Linked DNA regions of Homo sapiens: region 1 is linked to region 2. A link is a loop called in an ENCODE intact Hi-C map of the cell type or tissue named here. Cell type or tissue: HepG2. All regions are shown on one strand. Each heading gives the region's core, and the rest is flanking DNA. Links, peaks and the distances in the headings are about the cores only. Region 1 overlaps ENPP1 (ectonucleotide pyrophosphatase/phosphodiesterase 1). Region 2 overlaps ENPP1 (ectonucleotide pyrophosphatase/phosphodiesterase 1).

Region 1 (16,295 bases), core at 4,782-12,781, 51 kb before region 2:
TCAAGTGGCATTGCAGAAGAAAATAAGGCATTTAGGTTTTAGGTCAGGTGTGAGTTGAAGAGGTTTTAAGTTTTTGAGAACACAGGCCAAGGGAGTAGAAGGAGGAATAGAGAGTGGAAGTTTGCCCATAGTGAAAGAAGCAAGCCTAGAGAAAAGGAGGGAAGGGGTTCGGGGGATCTTACCTTCCAGAAAAGTGGGAAAAGGGGTTGGGGCACAGAGATAAGAGGTTGGAGCATGGAAATAAGGGATGAGGTACAGAAGGGGTCGGGGCACGGAAATAAGGGATTGGGGTGCAGAGATAAGAGGTCGGGGCGTGGAAATAAGGGATTGGGGTGCAGAGATATAAGAGGTTGGGGCACAGAAATAAGGGATTGGGGCACAGAGATACGAGGCTGGGGTACTTGCCCCTCCTCTAGAAAAGCGGGACTTGCCACTAAGGGTGAAGGAGAAGGGGTTGAGGGGTACTTGCCCCTCCCCCAGAAAAACAGAGAAGGGGTAGAGACAAGGAGAGAAGGGGTTGGGGTACTTGCCCTGTCCCCCAGAAAAGCAGAGAAGGGGTAGGGACAAGGAGAGAAGGGGTTGGGGTACTTGCCCCTTCCCCAGAAAAGCGGGACTTGCCGCTACGGGTGAAGGACCAAGGCAGGCGTCCCTGCGTGGTCTGACACCTTTGAAACGTGGGTGAATAATCAGAGAGGCGCCCCTGCAATGATTAAACACCAAGGGAAGGCTGCCTTCCCAGTCCGTGACCGGCGCCTGAGTTTTGGGTCCACGGATAAAACGTGTCTCCTTTGTCTCTCCCAGAAAATGAAAGGAATTGAAATTAAGAGAAGGGAGAGATTGAAGAGTAGAAAGGAGAAAGTGGTTGAGGGACAGTGAGAGAGGTTGGAGAAGAGAGTAAGAAGAGGCCACTTACCTGATTTAAAATTGGTGAGATGTTCCTTGGGCTGGTCGGTCTGAGGACCTGAGGTTGTAGGTGGATCTTTCTCACGGAGCAAAGAACAGGAAGACAGGGGATTGATCTCCCAAGGGAGGTCCCCCGATCCGAGTCATGGCACCAAATTTCATGCGCGTCCGTGTGAAGAGACCACCAAACAGGCTTTGTGTGAGAGCAGTAAAGCTGTTTATTTCACCTGGGTGCAGGTGGGCTGAGTCCGAAAAGAGAGTCAGCGAAGGGAGATAAGGGTGGGGCCGTTTTATAGGATTTGGGTAAGTAAAGGAAAATTACAGTCAAAGGGGGTTTGTTCTCTGGCGGGCAGGAGTGGGGGGTCACAAGTTGCTCAGTGGGGGAGCTTTTTGAGCCAGGATGAGCCAGGAAAAGGACTTTCACAAGGTAATGTCATCACTTCAGGCAAGGACCGGCCATTTACACTTCTTTTGTGGTGGAATGTCATCACTTAAGGTGGGGCAGGGCATATTCACTTCTTTTGTGATTCTTCAGTTACTTCAGGCCATCTGGGTGTATACGTGCAAGTCACAGCGGATGCAATGGCTTGGCTTGGGCTCAGAGGCCTGACACTAACCTTCCTTTTGGCTTCAGAAAAGTTGATAAGCTACAAAATGTTCCTCCCTGACACTGTAAAGGAAGAAACAAATAACTCAGACACAATTTGGAAGATGGTCACCTATCCATCTCAGAGTAAAATAGAATGTCGATCTTGAATAACATAAAAAGAAATGGCATTAAACTCAGTAAATATGCTATAGGTTTAAAACAATAAAACAAAGAAAGGAAGAGAGGAAACAAGGAAGGATGGAATAAAAGAAGGAAGGAGGGAAGAAAGAAATAGAGGGAGAGAGGAAGGTAGAAAGGAAAGGCTCATTCCACCTGCTCCACTTAGAAGAAAATACAGGTGATAAAATTGAGAATAAACACTGAAAAAATGTTTCATGTTATATAACAGGTTGATAGGAAGGAATACAAATCCAATAAATAAAAAGAAGCTCAAAGAAGAAACAATAAAACAATAGAAAGAGATTTTAAAACAGGGAATAGCAGGTCCCAAAAAATAAAAATATAGAAATAATAAACTAGAAATAGCAGGTAATATAATAAGCATTGATAAAAAATGAAAGCAAGGGGACATATAGGAATGTTTGAGATAATCACAGTGATGAAAAATATTTTTAAAAGAGATTAATGCAATAATCAAGAAGCTAACAAAGAAGGCAGAACGTTAACTGTCATGGGTTGCATGGATGCTTGTTAATTTCTTCCTTATACTTCACAGTATTTTTTTTTAATTTTCAAAATAAAAATAAAATCTGCCATTAGAAAATCTCTATTGTTTTTAAAAGGGAGGTTATGGGAGGTGGGGAGGTGTTAGGAGGCAGTAAGAAACTGACATATAAAAAAGGGACAGCTTAGTAAGGAAATAAAGACAGAAAATATAAACCAAGTACTATTAGTCCTGTCCCACAGTAAAGAGAAGCCTAAGAGAGCCAGAGGCAACAAAAGGAATGGGGTAAAGACAATAGAAAAATGGAAGGACAAGAGCATATTCAAGAAGAGAGATGGAAGCAGTACAGAGGTGGGAATTACAGGTGTGTTTGTGGGGGGGGGCTGTGTGTGTGTGTGATTTGAGAAACAAAGCCTTGTAGGAAGTGAGGCATCAGGTCTGAAAGAAAAAGAGTTACACTTCCTCTATGAGGGACTAGAAAGAATGTCAACAGGTGTGAACTCAAATGCTTGAAAGTGGAAAGGAAGATGATACAAAACAAATGTCTTGTGCAGTGCAGCAGAATTCAAGCCAGAATAACTGGTTTAGAATGCAACTACTGATGGAATAGAACTTAATGAAAGAACAGGAACATTTTCAATGTGCTTTCAGAGGAGACAATATACAGTATTGTTTAAATATATGAACTTTGCCAAGTCCTGGGTTCAAATTCTTGCTTGGATAATGTAAATCATTTAGCACAATGTCTGGAACAAAACCCAGTAAATGATAGCTATGATTATTTTTATATTTGTATTTGATCTATTTCAGAGATGTCTTGGTTATCACAATATTGCTGATTCATTGGGTCTATGAAAATTTATGTTCCATATTTCAGTTTCACTGTCAACTATCCATCAGACACCTGATGGATGGGATAATTTTGTTTACCTCTAATTCACTTCACTACTAACTTAGCCAATGCTAAACTCCATTGCCCTGAATTTCAAAGATAGGAGGGAGGGTGAGAAAATGTCTCTCCTCTTTGGTAAAGTGTGTGAAAGTTGCCCAAAATCTATTTGTTCCAGATGCCCCAGTGTGTTTGCTACTGGGGTAGTAACACCAGTAGCACTGATGTGCTTTTCCTCATAGCAGAAGGTGTTACCTGGAGTTGAGGGATGTGAGAACCAAGAGGCACTACCCTGTGTCTCCACCTTTGCCAGTGAATGTTTATGATAGCTTGTCACTGGAGAAACACTATGTGCTTTGTAGAGAGGTTTTCATTTGAGATGTCAAAACTGAAAAGTTCACGCTTTCCCTTCAGTTCACCAGGCAGCAGACTTTCCACAGGACAGATTAACTGAAACAATTGTGAATGGCTCTTGAAAAGTATTCTTATTCTTTTATTATTATTTTTAAAAATTCTGCTTTGTGCACTGGGAAGAGATCTATAAATAAACTCTTTCAAAAAATTTCCCATTGAAAGTATCTTCTAGCACTTGAAAACTACGGAGGCAAAGAATAATTACTGTGAAATTGTCCTCTGGCTGTATTTCTGTAACTTGTTATTCCTTAGCTGTCTTAAGTGGATGTTTGGTATGACTGTACCTTTGGTTTTCATTCATCTGGACATTTTTTACTGAGCAACTCCGATGTGCCAGACATTATGCTAGAAATAACAGATGGTTTTGGAGACATGACTGATATGGTTTGGATGGTTTTTTCCCCTCCAAATCTCATGTTGAAATGTGATATTCGATGCCAGAGTTGGGCCTGGTGGGAGGTGTTTTGGTCATGGGGGTGGATCCCTCATGAATGGCTCTGTCCTTGTGCTAATGAATTCTCACCTTAAGAGTTCACACAAGACCTAGTGTTTAAAAGAGCCTGACACCTCCTCCCTCTCTCTCTTGCTCCTTCTCTTTCCATGTGACATGCTGGCTCACCCTTTGCCTTCTGCCATGATTGGAAGCTTTCTGGGGCCTCACAAGAAGCCAAGCAGATGCTGGTGCCATGCTTACATAGCCTGCAGAACTGTGAAGCAAATAAACCTCTTTTCTTTTTAGATTACCAAGTTGTGGGTATTCCTGTATGGCAATGCAAACAGACAAACACAATGACGATAAACATATGAAAAGGAAACTATCTTTGTAAGAAATATATGCCAACTTGGTGTGGGTCTGTGTCCCTACCCAACTCTCATGTCAAATTGCAATTCTCACTGTTAGAGGAGGGGCCGGAGGGGAGGTGACTGGATCATGGGGGTAGACTTCCCCTTGTTCTCATGATAATAAGTGAGTTCTTATGAGATCTGGTTTGAAAGTATGTAGCCCATCCCCTTATGCTCTTGCTCTCTCCTGCTGGCCATGTGAATACGTGCTTCCTTCCCCTTCACCTTCTGCCATGATTGTAAGTTTTCTGAGGTCTCTCAAGAAGCAGAAGCCTGTGCAGCCTGCAGAACTGTGGGCCAATTAAACAACCTCTTTTCTTTATAAATTACCCAGTCTCAGGTATATCTTTATAGCAGTGTGAGAATGGACTAATACAGATGCTAAAATGCCGAATGAGAGTTACAGTCACTGAAAAAAACAATCCCACAGTATTGAGCTCTCACCCTGTGAAACTGCCTTTGCAAAGATTATGACAGTGAGAGAAATCTAACGTGGCTGACTCTGTCTTGCTTCTAGCCTCACAGGCTGGCTGTCTTCACTCAATCCAGTGAAGCAAATTTGTGACTTCCTCAATTGTCTCTATAGATAATGTCACTATTGTAGAACCTAAGATTGATATTTTGATACATTTTTCTGATTTTTGCATTCTGGCAATTGACTTCACCTGGACCCATGACTCATGACTTAACCAATCCTGTGGTCTCCCACTCAGAGGTGGACTCAATGCATGAGGACTGTTTTCACACCCCTATAATTGCCTCCCCAACCAATCAGCAGTACCCATTCCCCAGTCCCATGCCTACTAAGCTATCCTTGAAAAACCCTAACCTCTGAGCCATGTAGCTAGATTAACATTAACTAAATGCTTTCTTTACTACAATGTCACAATCTCAGTGAATTGGTTTTGTCTAGTCAGTGGGCAGGAAGAACCCATCAGGTGATTACACTTGTGAAACAGCACACTTGGGACACATAAATCTCATCAGGGTTACAGTTTTCAGGAATATGCTCAAAGTATACAGTCTAAGCAAATGTAACTGATGTTAACCTAAAAGAAAAAACTGAAGGAAACTTAATATAAGCAGAGTTTATTTGGGCCAGTTTTGAGAATTGTAACCCAGAGGGATGGATTCAAGTTTGCCCTGAATGTGTGCTCCAATTAGCAGCAGTTACAAGTGAGTTTTTAAAGGAAAAAAGAGGCAGTTCCTAAATTGTTTACCAAGAAGTTACATCAACGTAACATAAGCTTGCTATACATTGTTACAACATAACTTGCTATACATTGTTCTTTGCATCACAAACTCCAGGCATGTGAGGATAATGAGTGAGGCAGCTAATAAGGAATGAAATGACTTTAAACAACTGCCCCTAGGCATGGCGGGAGGTGGGTGGTAAGAATAAAGTCTCACACTCACATCTCTCTGGGCCTAATAAATTCTACATGCCTCACACAGCTCAGGCTGCCCTGAGCTATTTTTCTTTTCTTACAGGATCACAGGCTGGGAAATGTTTAGGTGGCGCAGCTTCTCTGGGCTTCCCAGTTTCCTTAAGAGGTTGGTGTTCTCTGTAGGATAAGATCCCGCCAGGTCCCTGGAAACCCCAAGTGGAAGCTAACAATCCTCTTATACCTATAACCACACCACTTTGAAATTATTTTATTTCGTGTTAAGCTTGCAAAGACTGCTTTTAGCAAGTTGTGTATTTGGATTTGGAGTCTGGGTCCTGGGTAAAATTTCTTAATAGGCCACGGTGCCATCTACCAACACTGTGTATGGGTTATGGAATAATCAACTGCATTACACATCTGTAGTTGTATTGCAACCATAATACATAACAAGAACTAGACTGAGGGCATGTACTGTCTGTTACCACCAATGTTGGGAAAGTCTGACCACATAAACAATGGATCCTAAGGATATGGCTTTGGGCTGGACCTTGAAATAAAGGTAAAACATTGACAAGAGAGCACCAAGGGGGCAGGCATTCCACCTGCCCTGTTCTCCAACTTACCCCTAATGCCTGACACAGAGTAAGCTCAGCTTTGAAATCTACTGTCAACCCTGAGCTGGGAAAATCTATTCCAGTGCCAATATCTTAAAGTGTGCTGTTGAGTAAACCTGTAGAGATAGCTTATGAACAAGTACACAGACAAAAGACCCATAGATTTACCATCTTGTTTCTGTTTGGACCTTAGTACAAGTGGTTAACTCTCCAGACAGTAACATTGTGTCAAGATATAGAATATAACAGAGAATCCAAAATTGTAGGTGTCATAAGAATTTTTTTTTTTTTTTTTTTTTTTTTTTTTTTTTGCGATGGAGTCTTGCTCTGTCACCCAGGCTGGAGTGCAGTGGCGCCATCTCGGCTCAGTGCAAGCTCCGCCTCCCGGGTTCATGCCATTCTCCTGCCTCAGCCTCCCGAGCAGCTGGGACTACAGGCACCTGCCACCACGCCTGGCTAATTTTGTGTGTGTGTGTGTGTGTGTGTGTGTGTGTGTGTGTGTGTGTGTGTGTTTAGTAGAGATGGGGTTTCACCATATTAGCCAGGATGGTCTTGATCTCCTGACCTCGTGATCCACCCGCCTTGGCCTCCCAAAGTGCTGGGATTACAGGCGTGAGCCACCGTGCCCAGCCAGTGATTTTTTAAACTATAAAAATTTGAACAAGATCCATTCATTGGACTGAGAAAATTTCAGTCTAATTTAAAATCCTTTAGAATTTTTAGTTAAGTTATAAACTTTCGGTTCAGAGATCCCTGTTTTATTTCCTTTATGTCACAGCCAGCATAATGCCATCTAAGTAAATGCATACATTTTTTAACAGTGAAAAATATCTAAACATTGTGGGGCAAAATTATGAGACACTGTATGAGACACTGTAAAAAATTTATTTCCTATATATTTCTTCAATTATTTTGTATCTCTACTATGTGAAAGCCAAAGTATATTCCATTCTGAGTTCTGAATTTCTGATATATCATTTAAAATGTCATTTTAATTAAAATCCTAAAACTATCCCTTGAATCGAGAAGTTACAGGCAAGTAAAAAGTTAAATTTAAAACAACAGCATTGAGTAGGATGAAAGAGGCTTCTTTTATATTCCTTCCTTTTGACATCCCATGAGTATAATGCCTCTTCCAAGGATTCTTCCATTTCTAGTAGATTAAAATGTATTTCACATATCTGTTTTCTGGTATGAATATGATTTCTAGTAAACATTTTTTTGTTCAATCACTATAATGGAGAGGATAAATACAAAAATTTCACATTAAAAGAATCTATAGAAGTTCCAAGTCTGGTTCCAGACCATTCTAAATACTAAAGAATATATATGCCTGTCATTTGTTTTTACCTGGAAGTATGACTAAATATAATTAAAATACCAAGAACAAGGATATAGGTCACAGATCAGAAGTGTTTACTCTATGAACCTGAAATGAACTTTGGATTCTTTTGCCTTTCAGCATTACAGCTGTGGTTAACTGTCAACAACCCTCGGACTCAGTTTCATGTCTGCAGAGAAGCACCATCGCCCATGATCCTACCCATCCTCCACACACAAAGCCACAAAGGAAAGCAGCCAGAGTTCTGTACGTATGTTTTATTTGAACATCCACATTTCTTAGCTTAGAGACAATTATATTCCGTACACTTTTCTTCTCTCTCTCTTACAATATTTAGACTGGCCAAAAACCAGGGAAAATGTCCTTGGACTGCAGTCATTATAAAATTTTACTTAATGCTTATGAAAGCACTCATGTGAAAAGCTTCAGCATGAAGTGTAATCACCACATTCAGTTTCAAAGTTCAAATGCCCATTCCTATGATGGGTAAACACCTACCATAGCGCAAAGAAGGAGAGTGATTGTGGGTAATGACAGAGGAGGAAAAGTGAAGGGGGTAACAGCTTCTCCCAGAGGAGGGGGTGGTCCCTGTTCCATGCCCATCTTGTCTCCTTAAACAGGAACAGCCAACAGGCCTACCAGTCCTTGTACTCTATGCAGCTACTTCCCCTGCTGGAAATGAGCAGCTGCCTTCTTCTCCCTAAGGTTTGTCCTCTTTTATCTGATTCTTGGAAACGTTTTTTTAAGTTTTGCCAGGTTCTTTGTTCTTTCATGAATGAACTGATGGAAATTTTCTATGGAAGTTACTTACCTCACTTAAGAAGCACACAGCAGCTCTCGCCTATAATCCTAGCACTTTGGGAGGCCAAGGCGGGGGGATTGTCTGAGCTCAGGAGATCAAGACCAGCCTGAGCAACACAGTGAAACCCCATCTCCACTAAAATACAAAAAGCCAGGTGTGGCATGCGCCTATAATCCCAGCTACTCAGGAGGCTGAGGCAGGAGAATTGCTAGAACCCCGGAGGTGGAGGTTGCAGTGAGCCGAGATCATGCCACTGCAGTCTAGCCTGGGCCACAGAGCGAGACTCTGTCTCAAAAAAAAAAAAAAGGACTGATGTGAGGCATGACAGTAGAAATCAGGATAGGCTGGAGGCAGTGGCTCGAGCCTGTAATCCCAGCACTTTGGGAGGCCGAGGCGGGCAGATCACAAGGTCAGGAGATCGAGACCATCCTGGCTAACACGGTGAAACTCCATTCTCTACTAAAAATACAAAAAATTAGCCAGGCGTGACGGCAGGTGCCTGTAGTCCCAGTTACTCGGGAGGCTGAGCCAGGAGAATGGCGTGAACCTGGGAGGCGGAGCTTGCAGTGAGCCAAGATCTTGCCACTGCACTCCAGCCTGGGTGACAGAGCATCTCAAAAAAAAAAAAAAAAAAAAAAAAAAAAAAGAAATCAAGATAAATAAAGGTTTCACTTTGCATTTGAAAAGCTAAGAACAGCCTTTATTGGAGAAAGTAGGATAAAGACATTTCCATATATGTTCATGGGAATTTACCATTCAAATTTACCATTCAAACTGGGGGAGTAGAGATCAGTCACTTTTGCCATCTTATCTGTTTAAAACTCTTTCAAGAAAAGAAAAGAAAGGAGGAGTCTCTTTCAAGAAAAGAAAAAAAGGAATACTGTGTAAGAACCACAGAAAAAAAGCTAAGTAGGAGCAGATGTGGGTGCTCTTTCCTTAACAGTCAGCATAGAATGTAGAGACTGACATTTTCTTTAAGAACAGATTATTATAACTAAGCAAGAAAAAGTATGTGTACATAAGTTGGTCACAGTGACACTTGTAGAAAATATAAGTAGCTGTAAATGGGAAAATGTCAAAAATGTTCCATCCAAGGAATGTTAGAAGGTCCCTTCTTTGCCTTGCTCATCTGAAAAGTTCCAATTCACCCTACAAGCCTTAGCCCCAAGGCTGGGAAGCCACTGCCTCTACTACCAAGAAGCATCCAGTGTCTCTTTTGTGCAGCCTGGCACCCCTCCTGTGGCTTCATGATAACATCTATCACTCTTTAGGGATCATTTACACTTCTGCTGTCTCTTCTCCCTAAGACAGAGAAAATTGTCACTTGTTCTTTTTTGTATTCTTGGCGTCCAGCAAAGGGAACAGACATCTATCCATTTAATTAAGCTCTGCTAAGATGCTTTGAGTTAAATTGTGTATGTTTGTGTGCTGGAAAAATATGTAAAAATCAGTGAGACACTTCTACAAAGGCAGAGTAGACATCCTTCTGCTAAATGCATATAAAAATCCTGGATATTATATTAAAACACAGCAAGACTCTGAATAGTAGACAGAAAATAGGCTAGGAACATTGGGGCCCAAGTAACAACACTGTGATGAGTTCCCTACATTTTCTTTTCAGCTCATATATTTCCAACTTGGAGCTGAAAAAGTCAGCAACCTGGAAATGTCAATAAATGCAGGGGAAAAAAAAGCCCTAAGAGAGTCCTGCTCTCTCCTGCCAAAGGACCAGAAAAGGGTAGCCAAGCAAGGGTAAAAAAGGCTGTACTCCAACCAAACACCATGGAAAAACACCATGGCCCCACCCATACCAGCAAATGCTGAGTGGGGAGTCCAGACTTACACTCTCACCAAGCTGTAAAGAGGTGCCCCAACTCCCTGACTTTTGTATTCTTGGTATCCAGCAAAGGGAACAGGCATCTATCCATTTAATTAAGCTCTGCTAAGATGCTTTGAGTTAAATTGTGTATGTTTGTGTGCTGGAAGAATACAACTCCAGAGTGGTGTCGGAGAAGGCTGTGTAGGCTACTGGGAATTTCATTCCCACCTGGTGTAATGAAGCTCTTCCTGGTCACTCTGTCCCATAGCATTAGTGGAGATTCCCAGGGTGCACCAAAAGGTGCCGCTGCACATTCCAGCCAGGGAAGAATCAATAAAGACCTAATGGGAAACTGAATTCTCACCTTGCCCAGTAGTAATGAGGGGACCCTGTTACTCAGTATAAAGGGAGGCTGACTGGGGAACCTGGACTCCTAGCCACACCTGGTAATAATGAAGCAGTGCTCCCAATTCCCCTGCTGTGGTGGTATCTGAGAAAGTTGGCTAAAGCAGAAGGTTTAAATAAGACCCATAGTCTCATAACATAATACCTAAAAATATCCAGGTTTCAATAAAAAATCATTCCACACACCAAGAAACAGGAAAATGTTTCCGAATGGAAAAAAGACCATCAGTAGATGCAAACAATGAGGTGACAGATGTTGGAATTATCTGATAAGGATTTTACAGCAGCCATCATAAAAATTCTTCAACAAGCAAGTATAAATGCACTTGAAACAAATGAAAACGTAGAAAGTCTCAGCAAAGAGACAGAAATTCTCAGCAAATAGAAGATATAAAGAAAAACTGAATGGAAATTTTAGAAATAAAACATACAATAACTAAAATATAAAAATCAGGAATAAATGGGCTCAACAGCAGAACAGATTAGACAGAATAAAGAATCAGTGAGCTTCGAGACAGAAGAATAAAATTACCTAATCTGAACAACAGAGAGAAGCAGGCTGAAAAAAATATCATATACAGAGCTTCAGGAAACTGCAGGACTGAAAAAAAAAAAAAAAAAAAGCAACTTCCTAAATTATTAAATAATTTTGAGTTGTAAATTGTATTTTCCAAAAGTCTTTGCAGCTGGCCCTTAGGCCGTTGAAGAATGGTCACACGAAGGACATATAAAAATCTTTGGTGTACTGATATTATACCTCAATTGGACCTATGTAGCCTAAAAGTTAATGCAGTCTTTGAAGGTTCACAGGTAGGGATAAAAAGCTACAGTCAAGGTAGTAAAGAAATCAAGTTCATTGTGTCATTTATCATGTCCACCAAGAAGATGTGAGGTGATTGGTGGCATGTTCTCTTCAATCTGTGGAACTTCAAAATGAACCACTCAACAGAGAATGGCTCTGCTGCTGGTAGGGTAAGTCTTGTGCACAGAAAGAAACATTCTAAGCATCTCAATAAAAAATGGCACCTTGCATGCACTGACTGGTGCTCTGAAGTTTTGCCAAGATAAGGTACAATTTTAACCGTCTATAGGGCCACATTTGAAGCCATTTTAAACCTATGTTAATTACCAGTGAGCAGGATAGGAATATTTTTCTTTTTTAAATACAAATACAAAGTAAGATTTTATAATAGGTAAGTATATTCAAAGATCGTCCCTCAAAGTTGAACTCATTTGAACCATTAAATCTAAAGAAATCCAATCAAAAAATTAAAAAGAAAACACATAAGATTAATAACTTGGATTTTGAGGGGATATACAGCAAAGATTGAAACAAGGTCTCAGAAGTATTTTGGCTTCTGTTAATTTTTTTTTTGATTACAATGAAAAGAAATGAAACTCCAAGTTAAAAGATATCCAGAACCACTTTAAAATTCTCATAAAGATAGTCACATAACATGGGCTACCCCAACCCTACTATAAGTCTACTGTTTGCCCAATGCCATCAAGGTTTATTACCAATAGTAAGAAAGATTCAAATATCTGGTATCCAGACAATGTTCACAGCTACTTCTCCTTTAAGAGAAGCAGAAAGGCAGTTTTAGGTGTGGTCTGTCTTTATTCCCCCGAACTTGATCAATGTATACAATGCTTACACATTCAAATATGTGCAAGATTCAACAGGAACACTCTCCACTGCTGTGCTGAGTACGCAAGTTTCCCTGAGATGTCCGCATCACCGAGGGCTCCGTTCTAACTCTGGTCGACAGTTTCTGAACAATGCAATAGTGTAGCTAGAGGACTATATAAAATATAAGGTTCTCTCAAAAAGATTCATGGTGTTTGGGGATAAAAAACATATCAGTCTTCTTGGCTAAAGGTTGGCAAATGTGTTTTCAACTTTAAAATGTCTGAAACTGGCTCTTTTCTTTGTTGATAGAAGCTGAGTCCAGTGATGTGCTCAACATCTGTGATCCGTGCTCTGTGTAACATTAACAATTCTTCAACCCATGAGGAGTCATGCTTCCCATGCTAGGAGAATAGGAAATATAAAAGAAAAGTTACCAAGAGAACACTCAGTTCACTTCTATAAGTGCTCCATCTCCCCAGTTTAATCATTTACGAGATTTCAGCTCTGAAGTGGAACGTGCCACATGATTTGTTAGGCATCATCTCTCCTCTTGAGTAGCTTTCCTTCTAATACATACCATGCATGTTTGTTTAATTAGATGCTTCAAGTTTGGGGAAAAGAAACTATACCTGGAACAGATGGTCCTGCATTACATAGGTTTAAGAAACTTCAATGGCGTGGGGTTAAAAAAAGGGGGAAAACAGAAATTACATGGCATGGGAAAGAATATCTGAATAATGTAAAGAATCACTCAGAATGCCTATTATTAAAAAGTCAAAAAACAACAGACGCTAGCTAGTAAGGTTGTGGAGAAAAAGGAATGCTTTTACACTGTTGGTGGGAGTGTAAATTAGTGCAACCACTGTGGAAGACAGTGTGGCAATTCCTCAAAGACCTAGAGGCAGAAATACCACTGGACCCAGCAATCCCATTACTGGGTACATACCCACAGGAATATAAATCATTCTATTATACAGATACACGCACGCATATGTTCAGTGCAGCACTATTCACAATAGGAGAGACATGGAATCAACTTAAGTGCCCAACAATGATAGACTGGATCAAGAAAATGTGGTACATACACACCATGGAATACTATGGTGTATATGGTCAATGATAGACTAAATTAAGAAAATGTGGTACATGTATACCATGGAATACTATGCAGCCATAAAAGATCATGTCCTGTGCAGGGACATGGATGGAGCTGGAGGCCATTATCCTTAGCAAACTAATGCAGAAACAGAAAATCGAAACCTCATGTTCTCAATTATAAGAGGGAGCTGAAGGATGAGAACACATAAACACGTGTGGGGGAAGAAAATACACTGGGGCCTGTTGGAGGGCAGGGGGTGGGAGGAGGGAGAGCATCAGAAAGAATAGCTAATGGATGCTGGGCTTAATACCTGGGTGACGGGATGATCTGTGCAGCAAACCACCATGGCACACATTTACCTATGCAACAAACCTGCACATCCTGCACATGTACCCCTGAACTTAAAAGTTGAAAATTTTTTTAAAAGAGGCTGGTTCTGTGACAATCGTATCAGGTAAACTAAGGAAAGTTATTTAACATATAAGTCTTGATTCCTTTATCTGTATCCTCCTCATCGGGTTATTTTGAGGATCAAACGTAATGATGTGTGCAAATGTACTACACAAATACTAGTTTTTATGAGAATGTGTTACCTACAAAGATGCATGAAGAAGCCCACGTGGGCCAAAGCCACATGCTAAGAATGGTGGAGCAGAAAGAGGGAAAAGTTCTGGGTCCCTAATGGTGCAGTTGACCCAAAGCGCCATCCCAGGACTGTGTGCAGCTGGACTTGCTGTTCCATGAGGAATCCCTGACTTGCTTAAGCCACTGCAAAGGGGTTTCTGTTATTTGCTGCAGAACCCTACTCTAATTGATACATTCAATGACAATATAATCTCTCAAACGAAATAATGAAGCAGGGAATAGCTGCATGTTTCCAACAATGCCCACAAAACTGACAACTTTCAGTGGAGTCAGATAATCATCAGGCAACCAACTAAAATCTTGCTATTCTGTATTTAATTCTAAAGAATAAAGGGAAAAATAATGAGAAATGTGTTCTATAGGAACAAGTAATTCTGAAAGTTTATCATAGAAACAATTAAGGAGAGACATATCTTCATGAATTTTAACGATATATAGAAAGACTACTACCATCAGGGATGGCAAACGGATCATTGTATTCTACTCTTGGGCCCAGAGAAGAGCTCACTATTTTGTTCACTGCTGTGTCCTCAGTACCTAGAGCACCTGATTATAAATATCAAAGGAATGAATGGTGAATCAAAGTAGTAGTGAATGAATGAGTGGATACAGCACTCTTTCCTGCTGAGCTCATACTGGGTCTCAAGATCCTAACTCCAGGTACCTACCACCCATTCATTGGGACTGGTATGAAAGCTACATCTTTTTGCAGATTCAGGTTTAGACTTACTTGGTGTCACTTCAATGAAAAAAAAAAAAAAAGGAAATGTAGGAAGTACTCTGAAAGAAATATATTTTGGCTCACCATAAGAGAAAACTTAAAAATTGCTAAAATGGGCCGGGCACAGTGGCTCATGACTGTAACCCCCGCACTTTGGGAGGCTAAGGCCAGCAGATCACCTGAGGTCAGGAGGTAGAGAACAGCCTGGCCAACACGGCGAAACCCCATCTCCACTAAAAATACAAAAATTAGCTGGGCATGGGTGGCAGGTGCCTGTAATCCCAGCTATTCGGGAGGCTGAGGCAGGAGAATCGCTTGAGCCCGGGAAGCGGAGGTTGCAGGGAGCCGAGATCACGCCACTGCCTTCCAGCCTGGGTGACAGAGCAAGACTCCAAAAAAAAAAAAAAAAAAAGGCCAGGCACGGTGGCTCACGCCTGTAATCCCAGCATTTTGGAAGGACAAGGCGGGTGGATCACAAGGTCAGGAGATTGAGACCATCCTGGCTAACACGGTGAAACCCCATCTCTACTAAAAAAAAAAAAAAAAAAAAATTAGCCGGGTGTGGTGGCGGGCGCCTGTAGTCCCAGCTACTCGGGAGGCTGAGGCAGGAGAATGGCGTGAGCCCAGAAGGCGGAGCTTGCAGTGAGCCGAGATCATGCCACTGCACTCCAGCCTGGAAGCCAAAGTGAGACTCTGTCTCAAAAAAAAAAAAAAAAATTAGCTGGGTGTGGTGGCGGGCGCCTGTAGTCCCAGCTACTCGGGAGGCTGAGGCAGGAGAATGGTGTGAACCCAGAAGGCGGAGCTTGCGGTGAGCCGAGATCATGCCACTGCACTCCAGCCTGGGAGCCAAAGTGAGACTCTGTCTCAAAAAAAAAAAAAAAATTGCTAAAATGTTATGCAGTCTTGATGTCCCAATCTACAATGTAGATTTTTAAAATTCTGAGCAAATAAGATAATATAAAACAATTATTCCCAAACACACTGGGATGACAATACGATAAGAAAGGAAAAGATTTTTTATAATTAAGTGATACACAGAAAATTTGAAATGTTGTCTAACAACTTTAATTTATAACAGTGCTGACACTTTGAAATTATACATCCAGTTTTAAAAAAAGAGAAAATCCATACCTCAGATAAACCTAGACTTTAGTGGTTAAGCCATACAAAGTTTGATTCTGATCTGATTTTTAGTATCTTTACCAGACAAAGGGGCCAGGCAGGGTGGCTCACACCTGCAATCTCAGCACTTTGGGAGGCCAAGACAGGAGGATCATAAGAGGCCAGGAGTTCAAGACCAGCCTGGGCAACATAGAAAGACCCTATCTCTAAAAAAAAAAAAAAAAAAAAGAAAAAAGTAAAAGCAGACAAGGGTAGTCTTCCCCAAAGATATGTCATCTTAAAAGATCAAATTTAAAAGCATCCTATAATTTCGAAGTCCATGTGTACTCAGTTGTGCTTTCTCTCACTGTAATGTCAGATGGGTGACATAAACAAATATGCATAT
Region 2 (16,295 bases), core at 4,735-12,734:
GGAAAGAAAAAAATGATGCTGTACTTCTAAAAAAGAAAAAATTAATACCTCAGAATATAATCTTACCCTGCTGGGCACTGTGGCTCATTAATGCTCTCACATGGTTCTTCTACCCAACTTTTCTCACCTAAAATATTTTCAAGAAAATAAAATGAACACACTTAACAGTAATAATAATTGTGATGCTTGTGAGACACATTAAGACAGATTCCAAAAACAAAGTATGTGAACAGATTGATAGATAACACAGGACATGACTCTGGAGGTGTATAATCAATAAAGAGAATTATTGTGCTTCAAAATAAGAGTTAGTTGATATCAGGAATTAAAAATGGATGCACAATTGTAAGACTAAAACATACTACTGTATTTGTGAGAACTTGAAGGTATCTTTTCCATTTTCAAATTCTTAATATTTTCAGCCAAAATTTACAACCCTCCCCTTCTATCCACTCATCAAAATCCTTGGTATTTTGGTGTCTTAGTTCTCTCTCATATAGAGTCAGGTTCTGTCAAGAAATTTGAAAAAAAAATAATAATAATACCTGGACAAGACATCATAATAGTATCACCTTACAAAATGCCCTCGAATCTTTCTAAACAATTTCACATCGACTCTCTCAATGCACAGCAGACAGTGTCCCCATTTACTAGGAGGGAAGCCGGGACATAAAAGTCAGCCAGGACTGTAAGAGGGATCTTTCCACAAATACAACATCAAGTGTGCTGCTATTATCAAAATAACATGAGAGGGTGGTGGCAGGGGAATGAGTGGTTATAGATAAAATATTATTGGCCGTGTGCACATAATCATAATTATGAAGCTGGGTGATGGGTATAATGTTCATTACATACTCTCTCTCCCCATGTGTATGTTTAAAAGTTTCTTTAATAAAAAGTTTTAAAATTATTTTTTTCAGCTAATATAGTTGGCCAATAGCCATGACTCCTAATATAAAAGATAACACCTATGTAAAGCCCCGCTAAGACGCTGGAAGATACCAGGCTGCTGCAGAGCCCAACGAGCACCTGACCTTGACACACAGAACTGTAGTTGATGCAGCAGTCGCCCTTGTCCTTGCAGTCATCTGAACAGGCACAGAGGCTTCTGGTCAACCTTTTCTCACCACACCTGAATTTGTTGCAAGTCCATATATGTTCTAGAAACAAACATCAGCAAAATGTGTTTTATGTCTCAAATTCAACATGTCCAAAGTGAACACAGAATTGCTGTCTTCCTGAGTATGATCCATGAGCAACAATGAACAATTTCACAGCTCTTAGTCACTCACAGAATCTGCCACTACCATGGCCACTCTGAACTAATGGGGTAAAATATGTAGGAACCAATTATTATTATTTCACTAAAAGTCCAGAATTTTGTCATTTTCAAATTTAGATGCACCTTACCATATGCAATTCATATGTAGACCTGGCTTCTTCTACCTGCTAAAATTTAATCTAAGTCTGACTCTCAGGTCAAGGTGAGAGGATTGCTTGAGGCCAGGAGTTTGGGATCAACCTGGGCAATGTAGTGAGACCTCATCTCTACAAACATTTTAAAAATTAGCTGGGCATAATGGTGTGAGCCTGTAGTTCCAGCTACTTGGGAGGCTGAGGCAGGAGGATCTCTTGAGCCCAGGAGTTCAAGGTTGCAACGAGCCATGGTCGAGCAACGGCTCTCCAGCCTGGGTGACAGAACAAGTCCCTGTCTTTAAAAAATAAATACTAATGAAAAATAAATAAATCTCTCTCATTTAAAAATTATTCCATGTCATATGCAGAGAATTCCAAATCTAACTAAGAAAATTTTCATATTCTGATAGTTTTATTTTGAAAAATATAGGTGGACATATAAGATCTCTTGCCGTCAAAGAACCATAATGAAAATATTTCTATATTTCAAGCAGGCTTTTAGAATTTGAATGCAAATTAGATTACAAAGGCTTTCAGCATACATTAAAAATAGACAAAGTTCTGCTATCCATAAAATGTTTAACAGAGAAATTCTGTAAATTTTTTTCTCTTAAGGAACTGTTGAAAGAAAATATAAAAGCTAATGTCAAAACGTGTATGTATGCTAAACTAAAAAAAATTCAAATGAATTAGGTAAATCACATACCTGAAAGACACAGAACTTTCCTTGATCTTTTCCTAATGACCATAACTCCACTTTTTTCCCTGCTCATCCTTACCTGGTTCTATGCACGTCTCCTGGTAATCTAAACAGCAGTTTCCAAGCTCAACACAGGCAGCATCACAGCGACAGTTCCCAAATGTTCTCTCGAAACAGCGACCTTTGCAACTTTTAACTGAAAAAATTGAACGATAAGTCAGATGTTTCTAATCATTATATAATTCAAAGTAAACATCAACGAATACAACTAAGTTAGGTGTACACTAGGTTCAAATACTACTTTAGAAAATACAGATGGGGTAATAAAGTAAGGCAAAAATCTTTTCACAAATACACACAAAAAGTGATACAAACAGAAAGTAACCTTATGTGCCTGGTTTGTGATTTTTATCTCCTGATGTAGGAAAGAAAGATAACTTTTTAATGATTATTATTACAAACGTTACTGGGTCTGATAAGACTTAAATAACCATGGTGTGATAAAATAAAAGTCAGAATAAAGGCTTGTTCTGAATACTTTGTGCTATGAAAAAGTTGGCTTAAGCAGGCATGGGGTTCCCTAAAATTTCAAAATGTGGGAAAAATTTTTTTTAGAAGTGGTTAAGAATATTTTAGAAAGGAAAAGATTACCTAGCCTGCCTCACTCTCAATCCTGGTGTAAAGAAGTAGTGGGTTTGTTCAGAACATGCTCCCTGGCATAGCTCTTCCCTCCCTGACCTGAAACACCCATTTCACCTTTAGATCCAGACTGGCTCCCTCTAAAAAGCTTTCCTAACTCCCCAGCTAGGCCTGATTTCCATTTTTTTAAGCTCATATAAAACCTTGTCCTTCCCCTCAATTACTTAATTCCACACGTAACTAGGTTATTTGGTTAATATCCCAGTTAGACGGCAAACCAAGACCACATCTGGCTTTGCCCAGCATACTGTCTCCCTAAAACCCAGCCAGGTGCATGCCATATAGTTGAGATTAGCACATTTTTGCTAAATGAATAAATGGTAGACATGGGAGGAAAGTACTTTTCATGACAGTTTTTTACTGTTGAAGTTCATTACTAGATACCTTGAATAAGCCAGGTTTCACTGGAGAGCTAGAAAATTAGGACAATGAGAAAAAAAGAAAAAAAGGAACACATGGAAAATAAGGGACATCCAACAACAACAAAAAAGAAATAATCTTAGTTCTTGACTTTAATGGTGTTCTGACCCAAAAAGACACTGCCATGGAATTTACCTCTCATTTGACACTGGGAAATCAGGCAATTTTAAGAAGATGAAGTAACAATAATAATTTCTAGTGTCAGAAATACGAACTTTCCTGACCTGGAGTGGGGGTCAGGGAAGTCTATTGGAATAATAGCTATTACTTGGAGCTCATTAATATGCACCTAATAATTTTTAAAAATATGATGCATACTATGTTGGGCTTGGATTAAAATTGTTATTTTTCATTTTTAATTTGTATGTGTCAACTCAGGAGTGAATCACTTCATGCTAAAAGATGACATAGGTAAACACTAAAGTCTGTAACTGTTTACTTCAGTTAAACTTAGATACATGTGTTCTGAATAGTTTACTGATACATAAAATTACTACTTTTCAACAGTACATGATAGCTTAATAATCACTAAAAATTTTTTAAATAATTAATATTACAATCACAGAATAGCCAAACAGAAGAACCTGTTCAATTTTCAAAGCTGAATTCTCTAGAATGACCATCAATGATTTTATTGCGAGAGGATGGGGGGGGAACTACCTCAAAGACAAGATAATAACCACTACGATTTACTGTGATCCAGTTTAATTATTTATTATAATCTTGTCAATGCTGGATAGATTTCTGCAATTGATGGAAAGAAAAATATATCTAGAAGTTTAAAAAAATATCATTGTGGCTTTGAAACAACCAATGTCTGCAATTTTAGAACCTTAAGAGCACATACTGACAGGTTTCTGGTTGCCCAGGGATGGTAACTGTCACCTAGTAACCTACAGGGTTGCTTCAGCAACTAACTCCTTAGGGTAAAAGAGCAGTAAAGAATGTCCTCTGAGTCCCTGGAGGAAGTCAGGGAGCATGGGCTCCAGGACAACAGCATCAGAACCCCCGGCCATGTTTTGTAAGTAGAACTTTATATGACTAATATAATACAAGAACTTCAGGAAAAAGGCTCAAGCCAGCGTTGAATTGACAATATCTATGGAGTACCCATAGGAATAGGAGATAATGTTTACCTCAATCACATTCTTAATAAGGCTGTGCACACACATACACACACACACACACACACACACACACACACACACACCTAATTACCTTCTTTGGCACAGCTTGGTTTCAACCCAAATATACAACCAAGTATTGTTGTTAACACACATACTGACAATACCTGTAGGGAGAAAAGAGAAAATTACATGGTTTCTTTTTTAAAAAATATTTTATCTTATTTTTTATTTTTAGAGATAGTGTCTTACTCTGTTACCCAGGCTAGGGTACAGTGGCATGATCATAGTTCACTGTAACCTCGAAATCCTGGCATCAAGGGATCCTCCTGCCTCAGCCTCCCAAAGTGGGGGGATTATAGGCAAGAGCCACTAGGCCTGGCCTTATATAGTTTTAAAATCCTTTTATTTCTCCAAATGTTTTATTGCTTTAAATGTTTCTAAACTTTTTGGTGCTGTTCTTTTTTCCAGTCTGGGGCTAGTCACGTAGATGTGTTCACTTTTTGAAAATTCCAACTATACACTTGTGATTTGTATACATTTCTGTATTTTATACTTTAATAAAAAGTTTACTCAAATGTCAACCAACCATTCTATACCATCCAATGTTAATGTAATTAGAAACTCTCCTAGTTAGTATAAATGAATTAGTCATAAAAATTATAATTATTAAGGGAAAGAGAGAGAAAACTATTTACAGAGTCTGGATTTCCTATGTATCAATCCATTAAAGGCAATATGTGGAATATTATATGCCTCTTTTAACAGTTCTACACAAACCCAAACCTAACATCCTCACATGTACTGTGGTACCTTGTGGGAACGAGCCCTGAAGAGGGTCAGCTGACAACCTCCTGGACCAAGTGTTACCACAAACTAGTTGTGTGATTTCAGGCAGGTCACTTAAGCTTTCTAGATACCAGTTTATTCATCTATAAAATTTAAGGGTTGGACTACGTGATCTCTAAACATCTTTCCAGTGCTAACACTTTGCCACTTTCCCATTCTCCACTCTTCTGGTCTTTGACATTTTAAAATAAGTGGACACACCCTACAACCCCTAAGAACCATGACAGAACTTCTGTGAGTTAGAAGACAAAGGAGCGGAATAACCCACAAAACAATCCTCAATTTTTTTTAGTGTGACAAAGTTTCCTTGAAAGCTCCCTGGAATGTCAGATTACAGGGCACCTCAATAAAATATTAATTGAGTACCAATGATGCGCAAAGACTGTTATACACTGAAGGAAAAAATAAGAGATAGCTCAAGGGGTTTCTACTTGGGTAGGAGAAGTTAAAAACAGCACATCAGTGGCCCATATTTGGTAGGCCCTACAAACCGCCTGCAAAGTTCTACAGTTGTTTAAAGAAGGAGAAAGGTTGGGGTGGTTAGGGAGAGGGAGATCAGAAAGAGTTTCCTAGAGCAAGCTTTTGGCATGGCTCTGAATGGGGGGGAAATGATGGCGTGATGTTGCCAGGTGGAACTGGAGGAAGGAAAGAGAGGACAGAACACAGCAAACTTCTAGGAGAAAGGGCAGCATAAAGAAGGGTTCCACGAAGGCAGGCACATGGAAGGTGGCAGATAAATAATGAACAGCCTATCTTAGCTGAAACCAAGAAAATGCAAACGGGAATGGACAATGGGTGGAGGTATGGAAAGATGGTGTAGTATTTCCGGAAAGCTAAGGTGAAGAGATAATAGAGACAGGAGGAATGGGTGAATAGGACCAAGTAGATGGTTGGTGGAGGCTTTTATAAGAATTCATTCCTTCAGATGAAGAGTATTGAGTACGGACTATGTACTGGACATTCAGTAATAAAACAGACATGACCTCTGCTCTCGAGGTGCCTACTGTCAAGTGACTGCAAAGACTTAAGAGGAAGTGAATGGTAAGGAAAGTGAGGCAGCAGGTCTTACTTACTTCAAAATAAAATGGATAAAAGAAAGGAAGAGTTTTTGCAAAGAAAGCAAAAGGTTAGCCTTCTTTAAGGATGCAAAAACATGTGTTTTTCTTTGTGTGTGTGTGTATATTCCTTAAAATAAGGAGGTATCAGAGGAAGAGCTTGAGCAAGTCAACAAGGGCAAATAAGCAGAACAAGGTATCAGAAGAGAATAGTAATGGATTCTCCTAAACTTCTGATGGTGGTGTAAACTGACACAACTATATGGAAAGATAATCTCTAAAAATATCTATCAAAAACATCACAAACGGCCAGGCACTTTGAGAGGCTGAGGTGGGGGGATCACTTCAGGCCAGGAGTTTGAGACCAGCCTGGTCAACATGGTGAAACCCCATCTCTACTAAAAATACAAAAAATTAGCCCAGCATGGTGATGCACGCCTATAATCCCTGCTGCTCGGGGGCGCTTAGACAGGAGAATCGCTTGAACCCGGGAGGCGGAGGTTGCAGTGAGCACAGATCGCACCACTGCACTCCAGCCTGGGCGACAGAGCAAGATGCTCAAAAAAAATTAAAAAAAAAAAAAAAAACAAGCCAAAACAACAACAAAAACTGTTTTACTGTCAATTATAAATGTATAAGAAAATAAAACATAGTAAAACATCTATATTTAGTGTATTATAATTTAAAACATTAAAAACATGAAGAATTGGCCAGGCACGGTGGCTCATGCCTATAATCCCAGCACGCTGGGAGGCCAAGGCAGGTGGATCACGAGGTCAGGAGTTAAAGACCAGCCTGGCCAAGATGGTGAAACCCCGTCTCTACCAAAAATACAAAAATTAGCCAGGTGCAGTGGTAGGCTCCTGTAATCCCAGCTACTTGGGAGGCTGAGGCAGAGGTTGCAGTGAGCCAAGATCGCACCACTGCACTCCAGCCTGGGCGACACAGTGAAACTCTGTCTCAAGGAAAAAAAAAAAAAAAAAAAAAAAAAAAAACCATGAAGAATTGAAATTGTATTTATCTGTAAACTTATCTAGAATAGTCCAAACAGTACTTACCTTCTTCTCATCTATCACATAACTCACAATACAGAGTGAGAATATTTTCTGTGCCTTGGAGAATTGTCATATTCCATATTCCTTTCTAAGTTTAGATCAGTTTCCAATGTTTTCACATAAGCTTTGCACCTTCAACATTATGAAATGTCTCCAAGAGGAAGTTTTGTGGCAGTGTCACTCCCTCTGGGATATCTTCATTCTTTTTCTCACAACCACTCTCCTCATTTATGTCAAAAAATTCAGCTTCACTAGACTCCTCTGGCTTCATATCTGGAGTCTATTGCACCATGGCAGTGTTAGCATTCCCACGGTTAGCTGTTTCTTCCATAACTCCATTTACTTTGACTTCAATTTCACTTCCAGCATTATTACCTCCTTTCTTTTCTTTACTTTCATTCTTCATCAGTTCATTCACTTTTTCAATTATCCACTTTTTGAAAACGTCATATAGGTTTACCTCTGAGAGGCAAAGCAACAACACAACTACATGCTTTTGCTGTCTGTGCATGAACTGACTAAAAGATGCCTATGGGCTAATCACTGGCAGATTTTGAAAGAAATGATGCAATTGGTCACTGACCATAACTTGCACTTGCTATTTGCACAGTGATTTGTGGACTGATGAGCTAGCAGCAAAGTTTGTACTTTACGCAATTACTCACAGTTAATATATCTTGGTAAATGAAATTTGAACTATGTTGTTGGGAGCTGGTTTTATTTAATTAAACTGTGGTAACTGAAATTTGTGCATGTCAGAGAATCATGCAAAGCTAGTACTAACTGTACTCTCACAAGTGGCCAAAATAGTTGTCCAAGGTGTTTATTTCAAAACTGTATTCATAAAACAAATGAACAAAAAAACTAGGAACAACCTAAGCTCATTTTAAGGAAGCTGGTTGAACAAGTCATATTTTACTTATACAATAAAATACTCTCAGAGGGTTAGGCTCAGAGATAGGCATGTCAGAAGGCTGAGAGGAAGATATACACACACACACAAAAACACCACATACACACACAAAACAAACTAAGGTATAGCAACAGGAAGCTAGAAACAGCTGATGAGGAACCTCTTCAATCTTCTTGGCCAAGTAAGAAGCATCTGGGTGGGAGTGTGGAAGGAATAGAGAGGGCTTAGGGCATCCCATGTGAAAGATGGCAACAAACCAGTGGCGACAACAAAGACTGTCAACGAGGGAAGAGTAAAAAGACCCTCCAGCTCTGGGAGCCCAGCTTAATCTGAAATCATGGAATATAACAAACTTGAATGGCCTGAAATTCTAAGAGTGGAAGTGGGAAAATGGGGGAAAAAAAAAAAAAAGACGACATGCCCTGGGAGAGGGAAAGGTGGGGAAAACAGAATACAAAAGGGGATAAGAGAATTAAGGCATGGGTGGAATGGCTGAAAGGGGCAGGACAAATTGGATATGAGTATATGAGTAGAAGAACTAGATGGACAGGAAAACTACTATGGAAAGACTAGGTGGTAAGCAAGCATTTAAATGGTAACCATTGGTTTAAAATACACATGGTTTATATATAGCTCTTTATCCTCTTGTTAAGTAGCTGAAGACACATGCTGACTTTTAAAAATCACCTCTTCATTATTAAAAAGAAGTTCTTGATTTACCTTTTATAAGATGAGGCATAGCATAGAACTGAAACAAAAGTATGACAATAGAAATGATCATTTCTCATTGACAGTCACATCCATAAAAGATGAAATTTAGAATATCTACTACTTTGTTACAAAACACCTAATCAGAATGATTTTTAGTAGGAAATTCCCCTTCAATAATTTTCAGAGCTGTGAAACCTAATTTAGTTTGAATTTTCCTGTCAAAGCAGTTTAACTCATCAATATCATAATCTACCATCCATTTTAATCTCCATAACAATTTAGGTATTTTTCAAATTTTAATATTTTCTAAGAAACCATAGAAATACATCTTATCTTAGAAAACAAGAAACTGGGAGACAGAAAGTAAAAGCAAAGTTTTTGGAATATTTGGAGTTTCCTGCTTCTTTAGTTAACTAAATCATTAGTTCTTAGACATTTAGTGAGTCAAAAGAAATACTAAAAAAAAAATTTTTTTCCCTCACCAATTCCCTCAAATACAATGGCATTAATATCATGTGTATTATTCTTTCTGTATCAGGCATTCATTGAAATACGAGTGTCCACAATGTGCAGTCCCTGTACTAAAGACCAGAGATACAAATAAAACAACTCCTACCCTTACAGAGAAACAAAGGAAGTTGGCCGGGGGAAGCATTAGAACGAATGATTGCAATGGACTTCAGTAGAAACATGTAAAAAATGCTAACATACTAACAACACAGTGGAGAGCAGAAAAGAAGAAAAGGGTTTCAAAAGGCTTTACAAAGAGAGATTTGGAGAAAAAGGGACCTCTCCCTCTGTCAGTAAACAAAGGTTTGAGTATCTGCAAGATGCAATGTATTTAGATTCTGTGGGGAAATACAAAAAAAAAAAATAATTTGCAGTGAAGTCCTAATGTCAGAGTTTATAAATCTAATAAAGGCAACAACAACTCTGGAATGATGCCATAGGCTGATGATAAAGATATGACATAGTTAGAAGCAACCTAAGAAATGACATAGTGGTGACCATATATACGCCATGGTGCTTCATGCAAAGCCACAGAGGTAGGAAAGACAACACCAGCCTGGGAAGGAGAAAATAACAACAACAATCATGGCTGTCACTTCTCTAGTAATTCCTACGTGCCGGGCACTTTTCTAAGAGTTTTATATTAAATCATTTAATCCAAACTATAACATCACAAGACAGATTACGATTAACACAGTTTAAGGAAGGTGAGCTACAGAGGTTAGTAACTTGCCAAGGACCGGGGGTTGATAAGCATCCACAGCAAGATTTGAACCTAGGCAGGCAGAGTGTAAAGGAGGCAGGTAGGAGTGGGAAGGGAAGGGGCTGGAGGGAAAAGGGAGGGAACAAATGGGTCCTGAGGCAGCCTGCGGGCGGTCAGTGGAGTGTGTTCAGGCGCTGAAATATGAAAGTGACAGGACTGGATTTAATAATCCCAGAACGATCCCTTGGGATCATTGTGGAAGGCTATGTTATGAGTCCGGTGGGAAATGAGGTCTTGGACTTGCTAGACCCTCCTCACCGAGGAGATGCTAGCACCATGTTTCTCTAGGTCTTCCCTCACCCCTAGTTACTGCAGCTCTTACCATGCTCCATAAGATTTGTCTGTCTCTGACTAGACTGTGAGTTCCCGAGAGGCATGGATTTATTTATTCAACCCTGTGTTTTCCACATCTAGCATGGTGCCTTGCACAAAGTAAACATTCAACAAATAATCGTTAAGCTGAACATCAGCAAGCTGTGATTTAATTAAACATAAATGGGGAGAAACCATAAATCCCCTAATTTTCCTCATCTAAGCTGACAGAGTCAGTTTGTTAAGTGACATTGTGTCTGCATTACATAAAAGATACCTACAACAAATATACACACAAAATTTTGTTTAGGAAATGGTAGATTGCTGGATGTGGTATTCCAATGTGTCAGACGGTATGAAAGTGCCATTTGAAATGAATCAGCTGACTACATTGCCTATCAGTCCTCTGATCTTTGACCAAAGTTGCATGCTTTCTGAAAAAGAACTGTGAGGATTCAGACCAGCCTGGTGCTGGGAGTCTTCACGGGATTTCGTTTGCTGGAGGATGGGGATTCGATCCTATTGAGTAAATCCAGTGCCAAGAAACTTCTACAAGATATTCAAAGGGAGATTCAAAGACAACACATTCCTGAAGAACTTTGGAGCATTACAAAAGCTCAAAGCAGAAGTTAGAATCTCTTCTAAAAAAAGTTCCTAAGTCCACTCAAGCAGTTGTTCATGCATGCTTGGTCTCTTATGCACTCAGTATCATTTTAGTTACGCTAGATTTATCTGAAGAAGATCCTCTGAAACTGCAGTGAAACTTGATGTGAAGCCCTTTACATAACTAGTCACATGAAAATCAGGAAAAGGGACATCCAGCACTGAACAAGCACATCACATAGGGACAAATCTCACAATCTCTCAGTGAAACACTAAAACTAAAGAAATTGACACCTGCCTGGTAGAAAGAGCTTCAAGTTCAAAATGACTTTGGTTCAAATTCCACCTTTCAATTCATTATTCAGCATTGAACAAATATTTCTTGAGATCCTACTACATCTCAAGCACTGACCTAGTGCGGGAGAGACACCTGTGCACAAAACAACTGCAGTGGTCTCAGGCGGCTTGCATTCTTCTGACTTCTAGACAACCAGCAGCTGTGAAAGTAGGGAATGTTTCAAATCCTCACTAAGCCTCATTTTTAAATCTATGACGTGGTGATAATACCCACCTCACAAAGTTGGCAGGAGCCTTCGGCGGAATGTACAAAACATGCCTAGATTGGTGACGAGGGCATAGGGTTACTGAATAAATGGTAGTTCCTACTAGAAGTATCCAATCACTGAAAGGACTGGGCCCACTACGGATTCTTCCAAAGGGATAGTACAACTTTACCAATGTTTGTCAACTGTACGACAGCCTAGTTCCTATTTTCTTAAATGCCATAAACCAGTGCATTAACATTTTTCCTTTTTTTGTTTTAGTTCTACAGTAATCTGTTTTCAACAGTAGCTGAAGACCATGCAGGAGCAAGGAATCTGAGAAGAAATACAACAAATTATTTTGCAGGAAATGATGGCACTAGACATTTTAGTTATAGGTATACAGTGGCCTTCCAGCCCATGCTACTGAAAAGGGAATCCATGTAAACACCAATTTGTATTAATATATTAGAGATTTCTACAGATTCATATCTATCTGCACTTTTAATATATTGCAGCCCTAGACTGATTCAAGCATTTTGGGTACAAGTAGCTGTGAAAAATCCTAAAACAAATGCCATAAAACATCTATATTATTTGCACTTCTGGGAGTTTATACTAAGGTTAAGAAAGTATGTACAAATATTTAGATGTAAATATATACATTACAGTACTATGTATAAGAAAAAATAGACATACACATAATGTCCAAGAGTAGGAAAATAGCTAAAGAAATATAGACCATTTATATAACTGTTATACAGCCTTCTGTATATAACTGTATATAACTGTATATAACTGTATATATGGCTGTATATAACTGTTATACAGCCATGATTTAGAAGAATATTTAATTGACATGGAAAAATGACACATTATTGGGTATAAAGAACAGATGATAAAACAGAATGGGTAATATGGTCCCAATTTTTGGTTATACATAAATCTACACTTGATGGATGGGCTTACAAGTTATTTTGTCATCTTCTTAGTGTTTATATTTATTTTCCAAAGTTTCTCCAATGGACCCATGTACTTTTGGAATCAGTACACAGGACAACCACAGGACTAATGTGGGTATTAGTGACCCAGAGTAAACTCTTCCTCATTCTGGCATTTTAGGGGTTCTCAGCATAACAGTAAGCTCCTTCTCTGCCTATTTACCTTAAGCAAACTTCAATAAACAAATTCTGCCTGAATACTCAAAGCTCCATGAAATCTACCTAATCTCTCATCCTTAAATATAAATGAACCACCATGATTCACCAGTCATTGGAGGTAAGCCTAAGACAAAAGTCTAAGATCAACACAGAATGGTAAAGGGGAGAGGGGAATAGAAAAAAAAAATAGAAATAAAAAGACATCTTATTAAGTATATTCAATGGGATTCAAAAAGACATATACAAAACTTCACATCAAAGAGTCCTAATATCAAGTATCCAAAATAATAAATCATAGAAGAAGGCTCATACCGATTCACATCACTGCAAAATTCCAGGACAACGACAGTAAAAAGATCTTCAAGTGAAAGGCCATGCTAACTTCATAAACTAGGCTGTAAGGATGGTAAGATTAGAGTTCGTTTCTCCTTGGAGGTTTAGAAGAACTCAGTGGAGAACATATCTGGGCCTAGAAAAATCTGTGTAAGAAGTTTATTAATTTGTGGTTCAATCTCTTCATGGGCTAGAGAATTACTTAGATTTTCTAATTGTTCTTGAGTAATTTTGATAAGTTGTATTTTTTCTTGTAATTTTTCATTTCACCTACCTTTTCAAACATATGGTTATAAAGTTGTTTATAATAACCCTTTGTTATACTTTCAATGCCTGCAGCATCTCTATTTGTGTTCTTTTTCATTCTTGATATGATTTGTACTGCCACCCTTTTTTGTCTGTTTTTTACTTAATCAGGCTAACCAGGAGTAATCTTATCTTTTCTTTTGTATGCTTATTGTTATTTTATTAATTTCTGGTCTTACTCTTATTTTTCTTTCCTTCCATATCTAGGCTTAATGTTCTGGGTTTCGGGTTTTTTTTTTTCTTACTGTTAATATGGATGCTTAGATTATAGCTTTTCAGACTTTTCTTTTAATATTACTATCTAACTTGTAAACCCCTTTAGACATCATTGTTTTATAAGTTCATTTAAACTTACCAAATATTTACCACTTTCTTTATGCATTTTTTCTTCTCAGCTTTCATCTGGAATCATCAGCCTAAAGTACATCTTTTAGATTCTTCCTGATAGCAGACTCTCTCAGTATTCGTTAGTCTGCACATGTCTTTGGTTTATTCTTGTTTTTGAAAGATATTTCTACTGGATATGCAAATTCCAGTTTGGCAATTATTTTCTTTTGGCACAGTGATGATATCATTACACTACCTTATGCTTTAATCATCACCACTGAGAATCCAGTCATCAGACTATCATCCTTTTGAAGTGAATCTGTCTTATTTTCTCTAATAGCTTTAAACTTTTTTATTTTCAACTTTGTGTTCTACAATGTTATTCTGTTGTCAACATATATTTATTTTATCTATTCTACTTAAGATTCAATAAGCTACCTGAATCTAAAGATTGGTGTCTTTCATGAGTTCTTGAATTGTCATTTATTCAAATACTGTTCAAAATAAGAAATAAGGCAAGATAGATAATAGTAACAGAAAACAGTATATTATTTTAAAAAAGATCTAGAAAGTAAAAAAATAAAATTTCTAGAAATGAAAAATAAAATGAATAAAATTAACTCAATGATTTAAGAGCAAAAGAGACATGGTAGAAGACACTAAAGATTAAATATTAATGCCTGCCTATGTGATGCCTGGGAACATCTACTATGATAATTGTCTTAGAGCAGAATGCCCTACATCCTCATAATTATGTCAGCTTGGCAATTATGGGAATAGTAATATTTATTATCTCATTAACAGGTTTCAAGATTCACAGAAATCATTATAGGAATACCTATCAACTTACAGCTGGCATAGGTTGAAAATGACAATGATAGAAGGAAGGGGAAGTAGTAAAGAAGTAATGGAAGAGTTATTTTATAAACTTTGGTTTGTTTGTTTGGTTGGCTGGTTGGGTTTTTTTTTTTTTTTTTTTTTTTGAGACAGAGTCTCACACTGTCACCCAGGCTGGAGTACAGTGATGAGAGCTCACTGCAACCTCCGCCTCCCAGGTTCAAACGATTCTCCTGCTTCAGCCTCCCGAGTGGCTGGGACTACAGGCATGCGCCACCACACCCGGCTAAGTTTTGTATTTTTAGTAGAGACGGGGTTTCACCATGTTGGCCAGGATGGTCTCAAACTCCTGACCTCAGGTGATCTGCCCGCCTTGGCCTCCCAAAGTGCTGGGATTACAGGCATGAGCCATCGTGTCTGGCCTTTATAAACTTTTAAGTAATTTATCAAACTACACACACACACACACACACACACACACACACACACACACAATGACAACAGGAACCCCAAATAAGCTAGAAAACTCACTCTTGTTCTTGGTGGACAAGGTCATTTATTACCAAACCACTGCTTGTAAAGATTGACAAGAAGCAATCAGTAGGCTAATGGCAACATAACAGAGGGGAACCCTACTGGTTTCCTTTGCCTCTGCACAGATCCACACATAAGGTAGTACTTGTCACTACCTGCTCAAGCCCAGCTGCTAAAGCACGTCTAGGACCTCTCTGCATGAGCTCTAAGCAAGCTAAGGTCACAAGCACTTTCCCTAAAAAGGGATTCCTGCTTCTATGGATAAAAACAATCTCTGCCCTATGGATGCCAGTACCGCACTTTCCATAAACATAAAAGGAAGAATATTGGCTTTAAAATGAGTAATGTTAAGACAGGAGTCCACAAAAACATGCTTCAAAGACTTATCACAGCAATTTTGTTTGACTTTCCAAGAATCCACCATCAACCCATTTTTTTACAATAATGATTAATGAAATTGCTGGACGTATGCCATCATGTCAAACAGTACTTGCTTCTAATTTGTGTCAGTGTCATGAATCTCGTGCATTTAAAAAAACGCCAAGTTCTTCTATTATTTGGTAAGTGGGGAAAATCAGTAGCAGGCTGAGTTTAATAGATTTTATCTAAGTGGATTCTAATTGTGAATAAAGAGAACAATAAGATTTTGTCTAAGTGGATGCTAACTGTGAATAAAGAGAACAGTATTCATTAAAACACACACACACACACACACACTCGGCTGGGTGTGGTGACTCACACATGTAATCCCAGCACTTTGGGAGGCTGAGGCGGGCAGATCACCTGAGGTCAGGAGTTCAAGACCAGCCTGACCAACATGGTGAAACCCTGTCTCTACTAAAAATACAAAAAATTAGCCAGGCATGGCAGTGGGTGCCTGTAATCCCAGCTACTAGGGAGGCTGAGGCAGGAGAATCGCTTGAACCCAGGAGGCAGAGGTTGCAGTAAACTGAGATCACTCCATTGCACTCCAGCCTGGGCAGCAAGAACAAAACTCCATCTCAAAAAAAAAAAAGAAAACCACACACTCTTTTTGGGGATCTTTTGTGCTTTCTGTCACATCTTTCTTTTAAAAGAACAGAAGACAAGAGAAATAAAGTCAGAGAAGGTTGAGAAGTTTTACGAT

The links. Hi-C counts contacts between places; a loop is a spot of excess contacts. Peaks named below come from ENCODE experiments on the same cell type or tissue, not always from the same donor. Only the 100,000 strongest peaks of a DNase experiment are listed, where the experiment ranks them.
Region 1: a loop joins it to region 2, with 7 times the contacts of the local background. A loop is called at or near these places in 2 of 110 quality-filtered maps.

What each region holds. Positions count from the first base shown.
Region 1 is chr6:131,886,770-131,903,064 of GRCh38, reverse strand. It overlaps ENPP1 (ectonucleotide pyrophosphatase/phosphodiesterase 1), which reads right to left. Exons shown (of 25, transcript NM_006208.3): 25 at 7,910-12,724. The coding sequence ends at 12,554. It overlaps CCN2-AS1 (CCN2 antisense RNA 1), which reads right to left and starts at 1,113. Exons shown (of 3, transcript NR_187596.1): 1 at 914-1,113. RefSeq lists enhancers at 637-1,189, 1,190-1,743, 7,696-7,840 and a cis regulatory region at 7,761-7,774. In HepG2, for the core only: no CTCF peak of the experiment used is centred there; DNase peaks (open chromatin) are centred at 6,254, 7,804 and 8,134; H3K4me3 peaks cover 672 bases.
Region 2 is chr6:131,836,007-131,852,301 of GRCh38, reverse strand. It overlaps ENPP1 (ectonucleotide pyrophosphatase/phosphodiesterase 1), which reads right to left. Exons shown (of 25, transcript NM_006208.3): 2 at 4,454-4,526; 3 at 2,196-2,312; 4 at 1,035-1,160; 5 at 67-127. Among named protein-coding and RNA genes, the nearest start is that of ENPP1, 36 kb to the right of the region's middle. In HepG2, for the core only: no CTCF peak of the experiment used is centred there; DNase peaks (open chromatin) are centred at 7,901 and 10,960; H3K4me3 peaks cover 3,544 bases.